Linked DNA regions of Mus musculus: region 2 is linked to region 1. Evidence: chromatin contacts called from ENCODE POLR2A ChIA-PET data. All regions are on one chromosome and are shown on one strand. Each heading gives the region's core, a stretch centred on a gene start or an enhancer-like site at or near the end of the contact. The rest is flanking DNA. Distances are from core to core; before and after follow the strand shown.

Region 1 (6,762 bases), core at 2,494-4,993:
CTCTCCGCTAGAAGCAGGATTGGACTTGCAGTAGCCTAGGAGATGGCCTTGTATCTTCACTTCTAAAGGACTCAGACCCCAGGCCATGTTTCATTTACCATAAAATCTAGACTGCCCTGTCCTAGGCGGCACTGCACTGGTTCTGGGGGACCATGACAGCTGAATGATACTCTGAGGGGCTTAGGTCTTGGACACACGGGAGACAGGTTCCTACCTCTATTCGGTGACCCCTGCATCTACTGTTTGTAGAAACACTCGTGGCAATCATCAGAATATTCCGAAAAGTTACACAACAGGTTCCCGTGCCACATCCTAACCCACTTCCCTGGCTCACTTGAATACACAAGTTTGAGGCCAGCCTAGGCAACTTAGCAAGACCTTGTGTCAATAATAAATAAAAACAAATCACAGCTAGAAGACAGAACCAATACTCGAATCCCGAACTGCTCAACGCCAGTGCCCTGGGTTCATCCTTAGAGGGTCTGAATCACTGTGCCTGGCGTCAACAATCCTGACAGGTAACCCAGGTAGCTTCAGGGCTTCAATCAGCCAATTCTCTTTTTACCTTTAACCCAGGGAAATCGAGGCCACCCTCAGGGCTCAGGTAGCAAAGGACCGGGAAGGGTCAGATTTCAATCCGAAGCCTTTGGGAGATTTCGCAAATGACCAGGAGCCTAGGAGGAAACGCAACCCCTCTAGGCGCTCTGAGGCGTCGCCTGGCGCCATTGACCGGTTCCGCCGTCTGGGGGGAGGGGGGATGCGGGCGACCCCGCGCCGCAAGCTTCCCCCTCAACAAGGTCGACTGCTTCGGCTCGGCTTTGGCGGACGCACACCGTCGTCTCCGCGTCTCCGGGCCTCCCGAGGACTTTCACTTTCCCGAGTCGCCCAACCTCGCGGCCCCGCCCCCCACCCCGAATACCTGCGTAGCGGAGGACGCGCGAACCGGAAGTCGGCGGCAGAGCGGCGCTTCCCCCCCACCCCCTGGCCGGAAGCGGCTACGCAGGTGGAGACGGCGGCCTGTGCAAGCTCCGGACGCTCGGGAGGCCTAGGCTTGAGTCCCGTGAGCTTCGCGGCTGGGCCGGGTACCTGCGGCCACCTGCGGATCACAGGCCCGCGCGCTGGCGGCCGCCTGTCCCGGACGCAGGGTTAGCGAAGGGTTAAGGAGCGCTGCCCCCCCTCCCCGGAAAGTCCCCTAAATGACGTCGCAACCCGACAATTAGAACGAAAAAAAAAGAGTTTAATTATAGAGACGGCTGTGGGATCAGGGACAAACCTGGGCGGGCGGGTAAACAAGCCGGGAGCGCGCCGCCCGCGGAGCCCGCGCCTCGGGGAGCGGGGGAGGGGCGGCCCGGGGGATCTGGGAAGGCGTAGGAAATTCGAGGAATCACACCCCCCCTTTTGAGAAAAAAAAAAAAAACAACAAAATTATTTAAGCAGCTCGGGGTGTCCAAGACCGCTCGGTCGCCTCAGGGACAGCACCACCCAGCGAGGTCGCCCCTCCCCGGCCAGGGTTCCCCCCTGCAGCTGAGCTTCGCAAACACTCGGGAGTTTAGAGCAGCCCGGAGGGTGATGCGGACTGAAAAGCCGAAATAACTTCACATCAGGACTCCGTCTAACCTTGTGGGTTTTAACGCACCCTGCTCTGTCCTGAAATCTGGAACTCATTACCTCATCATCGAGAAACTGCACGAAATCCGCGGCACACACACCAACCCCCCCCTGGAGCTGGGGAGGGGAAGGAGCAAACATCCCTTTAAAAAGAAACCTACACACCCGAATGATTTAAATTAAGGTGGATGGAAGTTATTTCCCTTCCTGGCGCTTGCCAGATTTCAAGAAAAGATGAAAAATGAGAGCGGGGGAGGGAAGGCACAGCAGCAGCAGCAAAACCCGGGGCAGCAGCCGTGTTAAAAAATGGGGGGGGGGGGCATCAACTCAAGTCACTGGAGAGGAGTCAAGCAGAGACCCCGCGGGGAATTAACGTTAGGTTCGTGGGCTGCAGTAAAAGTCGTGTTTCGCAAAGTTGAAAGAAAAAAAATTGTTTCTAAAACAGTTGTGATTTGGAAGGTTTCCCTGGGTTTGCCCAGAGGCTGGCGATAAATAAAAGTTTTGTTTTTTTTTTTTTTCTTAAAGTGTGCGTGTGTGTAAGGGGTGGTGCGCCTCGAACGCTCTGCTCCGCCCGCTCCGTCCTTTCCAGAGAAACGTACTCGTAATGGGGTGACCTAATTACATCGCAATGGAACTCGCTGGTAGCCACTCGGAGCACCGGGTTTCATAACAGACCCGGCGGCCTCGAATGCTGGGAAGAAACGTGCGAGGCCTGGGCGGTGCGGCCCGCGATTTCCGCCCGGGTCTCCACTGCAGCACGCGAGCCGGTGCGGGTGGGAGGCAGCCAGACCTAATAGTAAATAAACACATAGTTCGTGGTTTTAAAGGGCGGTGTAATTCATTGAAGGCCACTGAGTTCCGTGGGTCTTATTGCTTGGTACCCCCAAACCGGGCATAGTGACAAGCCATATGTTCCGTTCGCGTGGGGGCGGGAGAGCAGCAAGAAGTGTCGCTTCCCCCACCTCTACCTTCCTTCTTACCAAAGTAACTTTTTCCCCCCTTGTTTTTAACATTCGGGGATGTGTGGAGGAGGCAGCCCGAATTCAAAGCGCGCGTGGAAAGTGACTTGTTGCTCTTTTATTTTCAGGGGGTGCCCTTGAAAGTCTGGACTTTTCTGCTGTAGCAAGTTTAAAGATCGGTTATGTGAACAAAGCGCCCCATCTAGGTCTGAAAGAATTCTGCCCAGGCAGTGGTGCCCCCACCATACCGGGAAAACGCAGGCTGCCGGCCCAGCACGCGTGGACCCCGCGCTGCGCGCAAAATCTTACTGCTCTCGCCCCCTCCAGCCTAGGCTCTCCTGGAGAAAAAGTTTTCTCTGGTCATCCCTACTTCTTTTGCTCACTGATGGGAAACAACAAACATAAAACTCTTGACTCGAACATTTGGGGTGCTCCGCATTCCTAAACTCCTCGCCCAGCTCATTTTGCGATGGGCAGCCGGGTGTGGACAGGGAAGTCAGGGGAAGGTAAGTCGTGCGGGCACTTGGAGAAGTTTCAAGGGACACTAGCTCAAGATGGAAACCGCAGCCCTGGCCCGCTCAAGACCAGCTCCAGCGCCTGCTAGGAAGAAAAAAAAAAAAAAAAAAGACAGGGGGGAGAGGGAGGGAGGAGGGGGGGGAGAGAGAGAGAGAGAGAGAGAGAGAGAGAGAGAGAGAGAGAGAGAGAGGAGAGTCGAGCCCGCCTTCCAACTCTTAAAAAAAAAAACCAACAAACACAACAACTCGAACTCCGAAGGGGGTGGAATGAGTGATGTCACAGAGCCGAGCAGCGAGGTTGACAAAGGGTGGGCGCCCCTCCCCCTCTGCCGGGCTCGGCCCAGGGGAGGGGCGCCCCCGGAGCCCGCGGACTCGAAACTTTTCCTCTTTAAGAAAAAAAAGTTTTGCGCCGCTCCGAGTGCTTTTTTTTTTTTTTTTTTTCCGCCTTCTTTCCTCGTCTCCCTCCCCCTTCTTCCTTTTGAAAGTTTCTTTCCTCCCCCTTTACCCCTCCCTCCCTCTTGACCGCATGGCTGATTCAACCTCAGTGTCAATCAACTTTTTTTCCGCCTCCTCTTCTTCATTTAAATACGTTTAAAGCTCCTCCTTCCACCCCCCCCAACCCACCAAATCTTATAAATTGGGCTTTGCGCGCCGCAGCCCGGGAGAGTCAGAAAGGCGAGGGGCGCCGGGAGCAGGCGTGTGGGACTCCTGACCGGAGAGCCGGAGGCTGCGCCTTCCCCGCACCGGGACCTTCACGACACACCAGATCCTAGTCCTTGCCCCGTGCGAACGCCCACGATGACCACCACCCTCGTGTCCGCCACCATTTTTGACTTGAGCGAAGTTTTATGCAAGGTAAAGCAGGGCGGAGCGTTGGCTTTTTGAAAGTTTCTCTTGTGCTCCAAGAAACTCTAAAAAGTTTGGGTCTCGGGGACGTGAAGGAGTTTCACTGCTTGCGTTTCCCTCCATGGTGAAGGAATTTGTTTATGTCCTCCTCGCACTTAAGTTTCAGGTCCCAGGTGGGGTTCTGTGAATCCGGGGAGCAAAGTTCTGGGCGACTGCTCCAGTTTGCGGGGCAAGGAGGTGCGGAAGAGTGGTTAGGTTTGGGACGAATTTTGAAGGATTCTTTTCTGCATGGTGCACCTCCGGAGCTGGGCTAAGCGGGTGGGCTCGGCTTCGCAGTGTGCGCCTTGGGTTTCCTGTACCCGCTGGAGATGTTCGAGGTTACCCAACACCTTTTGCTAGGGGTCTCTAGGAAAAGCGAGGTCTCAGGGCGGTATCTGACTGGGAGAATTTTCCTGTCTGTTTTGGGGAGCTAAGAGATAATGCGACGAAGAAAGAGGCCGACTTAAGGTTCAAAAAGATGTAGGCAAAGCGACTTTGTAGTGGAGTTTGTCCGCCCCAGCTGGGCTAGGTTCCCGCTGCGGGAGCTGGTCGATCGTGCTGCAAACTTGGGGCTGAAACTGTTTGCTTACCTGGGTTGTGAGGCACTACGGTTCGTTGACTAAGGAATAGGGGAACAAAATGCTGCCAGACCTCAAGTTCCCGCCAGTTAGGATTTAAGAGGGCCAAAATGGGGCAGTTTGCCAGTCAGGTTTTTGAAAAACAAAACAGAAAAAAACTTTTAAAACCGTAATGTTCCAGGAGTGCGATTGAAATAACTCCGTGAATGTTGTTAATTTTTTGCCCGCTCTACTTCCCCCAACCCCCCAATTTGAAAGGATGAAGCTGCTAGGCTACTTTTAATTGCTGAACTGTTTTTGCCTTCCCTTAAACACGTCGGGTCATGTTGCTCTCTTCCTAGCTCGCTGCTCCTGTCGGTGCAGCTGCCAAGGCCCCGGGGCTGCAGGGTTGGGGTGCAGGGCCGTGCTGGAGTTGAAGAGCAACATCAAAAACTTTGCATTTTCGGCTTCTTTCCCTCCCTGCGTTTTTCCAAGTCTGTTTGCCCTGGCGGCAGCCTGAGCTAGCCAACTCCATCCTGGGCCCCGCTGCCCCGCTCTTTGATCTATTTCTCTTTCTTTTGCCCCCTCCCCCCGCAGGACTTTTTAAATGAACCTCATTGTTGGAAGCGGCTCTCCTCTGGGTTCCTGTAATCCGCTCGGTGGGGTGGTTGCGGTTACAGGGTTACCGATTCCCGATCCCCTGCTGCGGATCCTAAGGGACTAACTTTAGAATTTGCACAATGACACACACCCACATGTGTCAGGGGCCTGGAGATAACTTTCAAGTCTCCCACCCCCACTCTTTTCTAAATCTTAGGTAGTTTGGGCAGGTGACTAGGGCTTGTGGCAGCCTCTGTCCTTGCTCACTCACACACCCCCGCCCCCAATTGACTGAGTCGGGGAGTGTGAGCGTGCTGGTGCTTTCCTTCTCGTCTGCAGCTTTGGTTCAAGATTAAACACTGGTGCTCTTATCCAGAGCTCTCTCGCAGCCAGGAAACCAAGTGCAAAGGCATCTTCCTAGTGAAGGGGGTGGAGAATGCTGGGAGAAAATCCCTCCCAGGGTGTGGGATACCTACCCTTCCCGAACCTTGTGTTTTCAGACACTATATCCCTCTACCCACATCCCAGACTAGGCCCTTCCACAAGCAAGGAAAAAGCACAGTTTGAAAACCTGTTGCCAAAGGAAGGGCACACTTGTGGAAGAGGAAATGGTGGAGAGTGTGGGGCCAGATTTTGTGGGGGTGGGGGTGGCGGGGGGGGGGGGGCGGGTAAGCAGGGACTGATTGAGAGAGGATTTGGCTCATCCTTCCAAACTTCTAAACTAGGTTTACCTGATTCTTTTAGGGGGAGGGAAATGAAAAGGGACTGTCTTGTGTGAAAGGCTCTCTGAGTTGAGGAATGTATAAACGGGGCCCGGATTTTAGAGGGGGGAAAATTAGCTTTAGGGACAGGAGGAAGCTACATATCGGGTCAGCACGGGGCGGGATGAATACATAACTTTTTCTTCCACACACGGCAGGATTTTGCGGTTTCTTATGAGCAGTGCCAAAATAAATCCAGGTGGCTCCTTTTAGAGAGACTGGCCTATCAGATGGAGAGGTGCTGTCCTTTGTGGACACCATGCCCTGGCCTCGTGGATGTCCTCAGTCACTCATCCGTCCCTTTCTTTCCCTCCCCTCCCAGGGTAACAAGATGCTCAACTACAGCACTCCCAGCGCTGGGGGCTGCCTGCTGGACAGGAAGGCAGTGGGCACCCCTGCTGGCGGGGGCTTCCCTCGCAGGCACTCGGTCACTCTGCCCAGCTCCAAGTTCCATCAGAACCAGCTTCTCAGCAGCCTTAAGGGTGAGCCGGCCCCGTCCCTGAGCTCACGCGACAGCCGCTTTCGAGACCGCTCTTTCTCCGAAGGGGGCGAGCGGCTGCTGCCCACCCAGAAGCAGCCTGGGAGCGGCCAGGTCAACTCCAGCCGCTACAAGACGGAGCTGTGCCGTCCCTTCGAAGAAAACGGTGCCTGTAAGTACGGGGACAAGTGCCAGTTCGCGCATGGCATCCACGAGCTCCGCAGCCTGACCCGCCACCCCAAGTACAAGACGGAGCTGTGCCGCACCTTCCACACCATCGGCTTTTGCCCGTACGGGCCCCGCTGCCACTTCATTCATAACGCCGAGGAGCGACGCGCCCTGGCGGGGGGCCGAGACCTCTCCGCTGACCGTCCCCGCCTCCAGCATAGCTTTAGCTTT
Region 2 (6,832 bases), core at 780-3,279, 820 kb after region 1:
AATCAAGTGATATCAATAAAATTCTTCATTATACTAGCTTCTTACTGTTCCATGTAGAATTAAATTCTGCTCTTCCTATAGCTTAGATAGCTAATGAGACTCATGAAGTATTTGTCTTCAGGGAGTTAGAACTGTTGTAATCTCTGTAATATTGCATGCAAAGAAGAGGCTGTGTGTCTCATCGAAATGGCAAAATATCCTCCAGAAATAATAGGAACTCATTATTCCATGGAATAAAGTAATAATCAATAACTATACACAAAAGAACAAAACTACACACAAGAATTAAGATTCCTACTACCAACACTATATATAGCCCAATAAATAACCCTCCTCTCTCTCTTCATCCCCCATCTTCTACTTCCCTCTCTCCACACAAAACCAAGATACATTCTCTTTATTTCTTTCAGTTGGAATTTTGTAAGGATAATTTGTTTCCTTAAGAGAAAATTTACCAACATTTATACGCTACTCTATTGCCTACTGCTTCTCAGATAAGGTAGTTCCAGGCAATAACATCATATAACGAATAAATTCAGACCCTCAAACAACAAAAACAAAAAACACCTACAACCCCAAATTACAAAGACCTTAGCAATAATCACTCTGATTTAACAGTACCACTCTCACTACTTGCCCTCGATTCTGCTTATGGCTTCAAGTTTTTTCCCTACTCTCCCAAATATAATATAAACTCTCCAAATATAACATTCTCTATTCATTTGTTTCTTTCACCAATATTAAGCACATGCTATGCTAAGCTTATGTCCTCCCTTTTGCATACTTACAATTGAAGAATGAAGAGACATATATTCAAGTAACTACATTTATGTGACAGGTATTGTAGTTGCTATGTGCACGTGCTACTGAGATAGACAGGGAGAAGTCTCGAATTGGTCTGAAAAAAATTAGGTTGCATGTCACAATCCTACTAAAAGTAGTTCCCTTAAAAGTTAGTTTCATTGCTTAAAATGCTTCATGGGACCATCATATGACAACTTCCAAACTTTTATGATCAATCATATTTTTTTTCAACTTGAAAAGGGCATCTCTTACTTAGCTCTTGTCTTTCGAGCAAAGTTGTCCTCATGTGTAAAACAACGGTGATTCTAATTTCTACTCCAGAGCTGGTGCATAACGCTCAAGGTAGGCACTCATTATAGACATGTGATTCTTCTAACGTGACTATCCACAACGTTAGGTTAGGTTACTCAAACACATATTTCTCCACACAAACCCTTCGCCAACCAGTCACTTCCTCTCGAGTGCTATCTCCACACTTTGCACTTATTTCTTCCTTAATCTGATCTGTGCGTTATTATAGTGTATGCTTTTCTTTCTTCCTGATGTGTGCGTAAGCGCGTACGAGACAGAGGAGACAGCATCTCAGACTGAATTTCTGTTAGGCGCTCAATAAAAATAGTGAAGCAACAAAACCCAGCTATTTTGAGGAGGCTGAGGGGTTAATTTATTTATTGGGCCATTATTATGCGCCAGACACTAGTTTTAAATGCTTCGGATGTTTTTAATAAACACACGAACTAGCCAAGGGATCGAGCCAACATTCGAATCCAGAGATCTGACTCCAGATTCCGCGCTCTTAACACCACAAGTTTGACAGTCCCTAAACTTGCCCGGATGCCTAATTTGCCCAAGAGCGGAGGAAGAAGTATCAAGAGTTAGAAAACCTGACGCAAAACTTCCTAATAAAACAGAGCACCTTACAAGCATCACTCGCCTCCCTAGAGGAAGTCGGAAGCTCCAGGACCCCGTCCGGGTTCCAGGGACGAGCCCCGTTACAGAGTACGTGCTCAACACGCAGGACTCTCCGCGACCCCGGTATCAACAGCCACAGGCTCCAAGAGGGAGCACAAGATAATGAACACACCTTCCTCCCCACAACTGCCCCCTCAGAAAACTCCAGTACCAGGTCAGCAGCGTGGAACTTTCAAAGTTTCCCCCACCCTCACACAATTACCCGCGAAAAGTGCGAGCAGCAACATCTGGGGCTCTGGTTGGTTGGTACTCTGGCGACTTATCCAATCAGAAGCAGGAAAATCTCGGGTTAGCCCAGCTGTATTTTGGGAATTGTAGTTCAGTCTCGAAGGTTAATCTAATTAAATTTTTCCTTTGTAGTGATTGCTTAAATCGAGGAGCGGAACCTTTCAAGACGAATGTAGAGGAGGGAAAACCCTGACTGGAAATTCTTTTCCTCAGTGAATCGCATTTTAAAGTTATTTCCTGGGCCAGAGAAGGTTCTTTTGGGGGGCTGAGGGGTTGGAAAAAGGGTGGGCAATATGCCCTATTCCCGTTTTGGGATGAGAGTTTTGTGTTTCCTTTGCACTGTTCAACACATTTAGATGGTGAAAATGTCCGGGAAATACTAACTAAAGCGTCTCAAACTAAAATACATTGAAAAAGAACCACTCAGTTTAGTTGAAAAAATAAAAGAAGTCAAGTAGGTTTCGTATTTAAAACAGCTGCGTTAAGAAAAACTAATAAACTTAAGAACTGACTTGATTACATGATTTGTGAAAAGCCTTTGCTCACTCTTTGTTTTCGTTTGCAACTCCTTTGTACCGACCTCAGTCTTTCGATGGATATATAATTATATATGATATACACACGATAGAATTAGATAGAATAATGATACAGGAAGATCCAGAATTCCTGTGGCTAACCTATCATCTATCACTGGTTGGCACGGAGAAAATGTTGACATCAAAAACAAAACAAAACAGTGGCGGGTACGGAGCGTGGAACACAGATATTCCTGGCCCCAGCTCCCCCGAAATGAATAACTGTGGATGTTGCGAGAAGGAGCAATCATAATTAGGGAGAGTCCTCAGTCCTGTAGCTAGCGGATCTAACTCTTCCTTAGAGTCCCCGTAGCAATCAGGTGGCATCACGTGATTCAAACAAACACGGCACTTGATTTGCATCTTGCTTCTCCTGAGCCAATAAGAGTGGCGCTCTCTTTCGTCATCGCCGCCCGTTCCACCACTCTTCGCAATGGGACTTGTCACCTGACCGGGATCAAACATGGCTGCTCTGGACGGGAAAATGCATTCGACTCCCGGAGCAGGTGAGTGTAAGGCGCAGGGAAGATTGCGAGGGTGCTGTCCACGACCCCGCTAGGGGGAGCATCCCTGTCCCCCAGCCTCCCGGCTCCACAGTTCAGTCCCAGATTGATCCCCTAATCTTTAGCCTCTGTCTTAACAGAAGGCTCTAACCAAGGGAGTTTTCATCCTTACCAAGGCATCCACCAACCTAGAGATTTGTAGCCTGACAAAATGTTCAGGAGGGAATGCGGAAGTAAATGTATGTGTCTGCACCCCAGGCTAGCAAAAATATTAAGATTGTTATATGTGAGGTCTGCGGTAGAAGATGAGGTACACCCCTTAGAGAAAGAGACGGCTCTCAAAAAGAGATAGTAACAGGTCAAATTAAACCCAAAACAGTCATTAGAAAAGTAAGTTCTGCCGTTTCTTTTCGGGCCAGCAGCTGGTGGTTCATCTAAAGTTTCGTTTCTTCTCAGCTCGTGTGGTGTTTCTAGGGGGTACTTCACGGATGAGAAAATTGAGAATGTATTTCGCGTAACGCCTCTATTTTCTATCTACCTGCACTCTGTGCTGGGAAAATGAGTTACCCATTTGGGAAAGAGGAAACCGCTACAGAGGAGGAACTTTTTGAGTTTTTCTGTGAGTGCCTGCGGAGGGGAGACTGGGAGTTGGCACAAGCATGTGTACCTCAACTACACCGGGGACAAGGAGAGATCCCCCAAAAGGTGGAGGACATACTACAGGCGCTGGTGCAGTGTCCCATTCTGCTAAGGTAAGCGATCCCCGCTCCTACCAGGATCTAAGAGAGGAAGATAGTGGTTCAGTGTTTGTACTCTAGTCTGTGTGTGTGTGTGTGTGTGTGTGTGTGTGTGTGTAGGTTTTCGAGACAGGGTTTCTCTGTATAGCCCTGGCTGTCCTGGAACTCACTTTGTAGACCAGGCTGGCCTCGAAATCCACCTGCCTCTGACTCCCGAATGCTGGGATTAAAGGTGTACACCACCACGCCCGGCTGTACTCTAGTCTTTATGGCCCCCCAGTCAGCTACTATCTTAAAAAGTTAGCAGACGGGGAACACATTTCAATATTCTGATGTTTTATCTGTGTAATGTATTTTACATCTAATGTACTCCAATGGCCATGAATTATGCTCTGCAGCTGAGTTTAAGCCTGACTACCAAAAGGATCCTGAATATCATTTCTTGTTTATTATCCATAGAAGATGGCTTAACTGCATTTTGTCTCCAAAAGACAAACCCTGTTCATTCCTCTTGCTTACGAGACTGATGATGGTGTTGCTCTGACAAAGAGTTGAAAATGCATTGACTTAAAATGTTTTATTGTGAAATAATCATAGACCCACAAAAGGCTGAAGTACAATAGAGTTGGCACAAGCTTTTTCCAGCTTCCCCAGTTGTGACATCTCATTCCAGCTGTGTGTGCTAAAGCAGCAAAACCAGGAAAAGTGCATTACTATAAAAAAAAAAAACTATGCAGTTTTATCCATTCAGGGGTTGATATACGCCCACTGTAATAAAGATACAGAAGTTCTGCACACTACACATGAGTCCTCTCACTCCTTGCTACTCTACTGTATGTTTGCACTATGACCCCTTCTTGCCTCATGAGAACCACAGTTCTCCATCCTAGATCTTATATTAAGTTCTTTAAGGTGTGTACTACTGCCCAAACTACTGACTTAAAGTAAGGCTTATGAATTCCTATAACTAAATAGTTATAAGTGAATCGCTATGAACTCCCTTTATTCTTTTATATTTGATTCATTTTCTGTGTTCAAAAGTACACTTAGGAGCTGAGTATGGAAATTTAACCCATGCATCTCAACTGAGGCAGGAGGCTGGCCATGAGTTCAGGGCCATCCTGGACTACAGTGTGAAACCCTATCTCAAAACAGTGAAGGACAGTGTGTGTGTGTGTGTTTCAGATAACCTTCATTACTGTGATTTTCTCTGTAGGAATATACTTAAAAATAAAACTAAGTCAGGTGTGGGGAGGCTATGTCTGCAGCTCCAGACACTCTGAAAGATGAAACAGGAAGATTGCCTGAGCCCGGGAATTCTATAGCATAGCCAGCCAGCATAGCAGCACTGCAGCTACAAAGCTAAGATACAGTTGGATAAGGTGCAGGCATTAATGCAAGCTGGAAGTTATGGGGCTCTGTTTTGTTGAACTGTTACTTACAACTGAGAGTTTCTCACTAGGACTTACCAGTTCAGCTCTAAAGTGGGCTGACTGAAAACTGAACCATAAATCATGAATCACAAAGGGGAAAGGGTGGGCTAAGACTCGTATTTTACTAAATCAGTCTTTCTTTCTTTCTTTTTAGATGTGGGCCAGACATCAACCCTCAGAGATTAGCCTGGCTCTGGCTTCTTGTATTAGAAAAATGGCTGGCCCCAGAAAAGGTGCGTGGGTTTACATTTAAATTTTTCCCTGAGGCCAGGACTGAAAAGAACTATAAGGAGCTCAGAGATCTTCCTTCTTTCTGTTACTTCCTTTATTTGGTGGTTAGTTGTTGTCTTTCTTGGTGTAGACTGTGGAAATTATTTGCTCATTAATTTGCCCTGGTGGCTTGGTTTATAATATCATTTGGAGTGATGCTGTCCACAACTGTCCAAAAACACCAGAAGTTGTTGTTCTAAATGTAATTTTTCTGTTGTGATGTTGTTGTTATTGTTGTTGTTTTTGAGACAAGGGTTCTCTGTGTAGCCCTGGCTGTTCTGAAACTTACTCTGTAGACCAGGCTGGCCTTGAACTTACAGAGATCCACCTGCCCCTGCCTCCTGAGCCCTGGGATCAAAGGTGTGCACCACCACTGCCCAGCCTAAATGTATCTTTTAGACAGAGTTTTAGGTGGTTGTCTAGCAAAGAGAAATTACAGAAAGACTAGCAGAAATAACAAGTAAGAGAAGCAAAATTGTAAAATAATGAAACCTAGGATAAGTAAGAGTCAGAACTGAAGAGGGGAAAAGAGAACAAAAATGAAGCAAAGTAGAAGAGATTCCGTAGCATCTTCAAAGGGAGGGGGAGATCGAGGCTTTGCTACTGAGTGAGGATCTTGCATTACAAACATGAAGTCCCTTGCACTGAATGACTGACCTTTCCCCTCTGGGGAAGAGGTCTGCTTGCTTACTGGTGGCCTCACAGCTTGCTTATTCTCGGGAAGCTTGCTCAATACCATCAGGTGCTGGGTTTCACGTGCCGGCCTTCCCAGCCTAGCCTGGGAATGGTTCTGGTTTTGGCCAATATCAGACAGATTATCCAGTTCTTAAAGCTCCAGGGGTCCACTTCTTTAAACAGTTACAGGAGTCTTTTTGTTGTTCGGAGAATTATAAACTTTTGTAAGGACCAAGTCTCCGGGTGCGTTTTGGAATGCCACAGAACCTGTTGTGGCTTCATGCTCTAGAAACTCGAAGCAGCTTAGTGTTCCAGGCTCCTAGCGCCTGCCAAAAGCTGCCTTTTAATTATTATTTGAATGAACCATTGATGCTGGTTTTATCCCTTTATTCGCTTTTATCTTCTGTTTCTTTTATCGTGCTGTGGTTTAGGCCTACAAGTATAATCATGTGTATAAAGGTTTAGCTACAGCAATGTGTGCTGATAAGCTGATGCTAAAATCAGGAAAACTAGAAATAACCCTCACGCCCCAAGTTCACAGGATTGCTTATTAAATGGAAGCATATCTATGTGTAATAAATACACTATGCCACTGTTCAAAATGATATAGTAAATGGATTTTCAGTGTCATTAGT

The links. ChIA-PET counts read pairs that join two places held with the same protein, here RNA polymerase II (POLR2A).
Region 2: POLR2A ChIA-PET joins it to region 1 with 10 read pairs in embryonic stem cell. The contact joins the promoter of Rad51b here to the promoter of Zfp36l1 in region 1. POLR2A ChIA-PET finds 5 or more read pairs at or near these places in 4 of 5 experiments (Patski and embryonic stem cell).

What each region holds. Positions count from the first base shown.
Region 1 is chr12:80,109,994-80,116,755 of GRCm38, reverse strand. It overlaps Zfp36l1 (zinc finger protein 36, C3H type-like 1), which reads left to right and starts at 3,743. Exons shown (of 2, transcript NM_007564.5): 1 at 3,743-3,937; 2 at 6,208-6,762. The coding sequence starts at 3,881. It overlaps Gm52006, which reads left to right. Exons shown (of 3, transcript XM_030247048.1): 2 at 577-1,145; 3 at 2,134-3,176. The coding sequence ends at 2,213.
Region 2 is chr12:79,292,479-79,299,310 of GRCm38, reverse strand. It overlaps Rad51b (RAD51 paralog B), which reads right to left and starts at 2,029. Exons shown (of 11, transcript NM_009014.3): 1 at 1,979-2,029. It overlaps Zfyve26 (zinc finger, FYVE domain containing 26), which reads left to right and starts at 3,029. Exons shown (of 42, transcript NM_001008550.1): 1 at 3,029-3,085; 2 at 3,539-3,834; 3 at 5,407-5,485. The coding sequence starts at 3,641.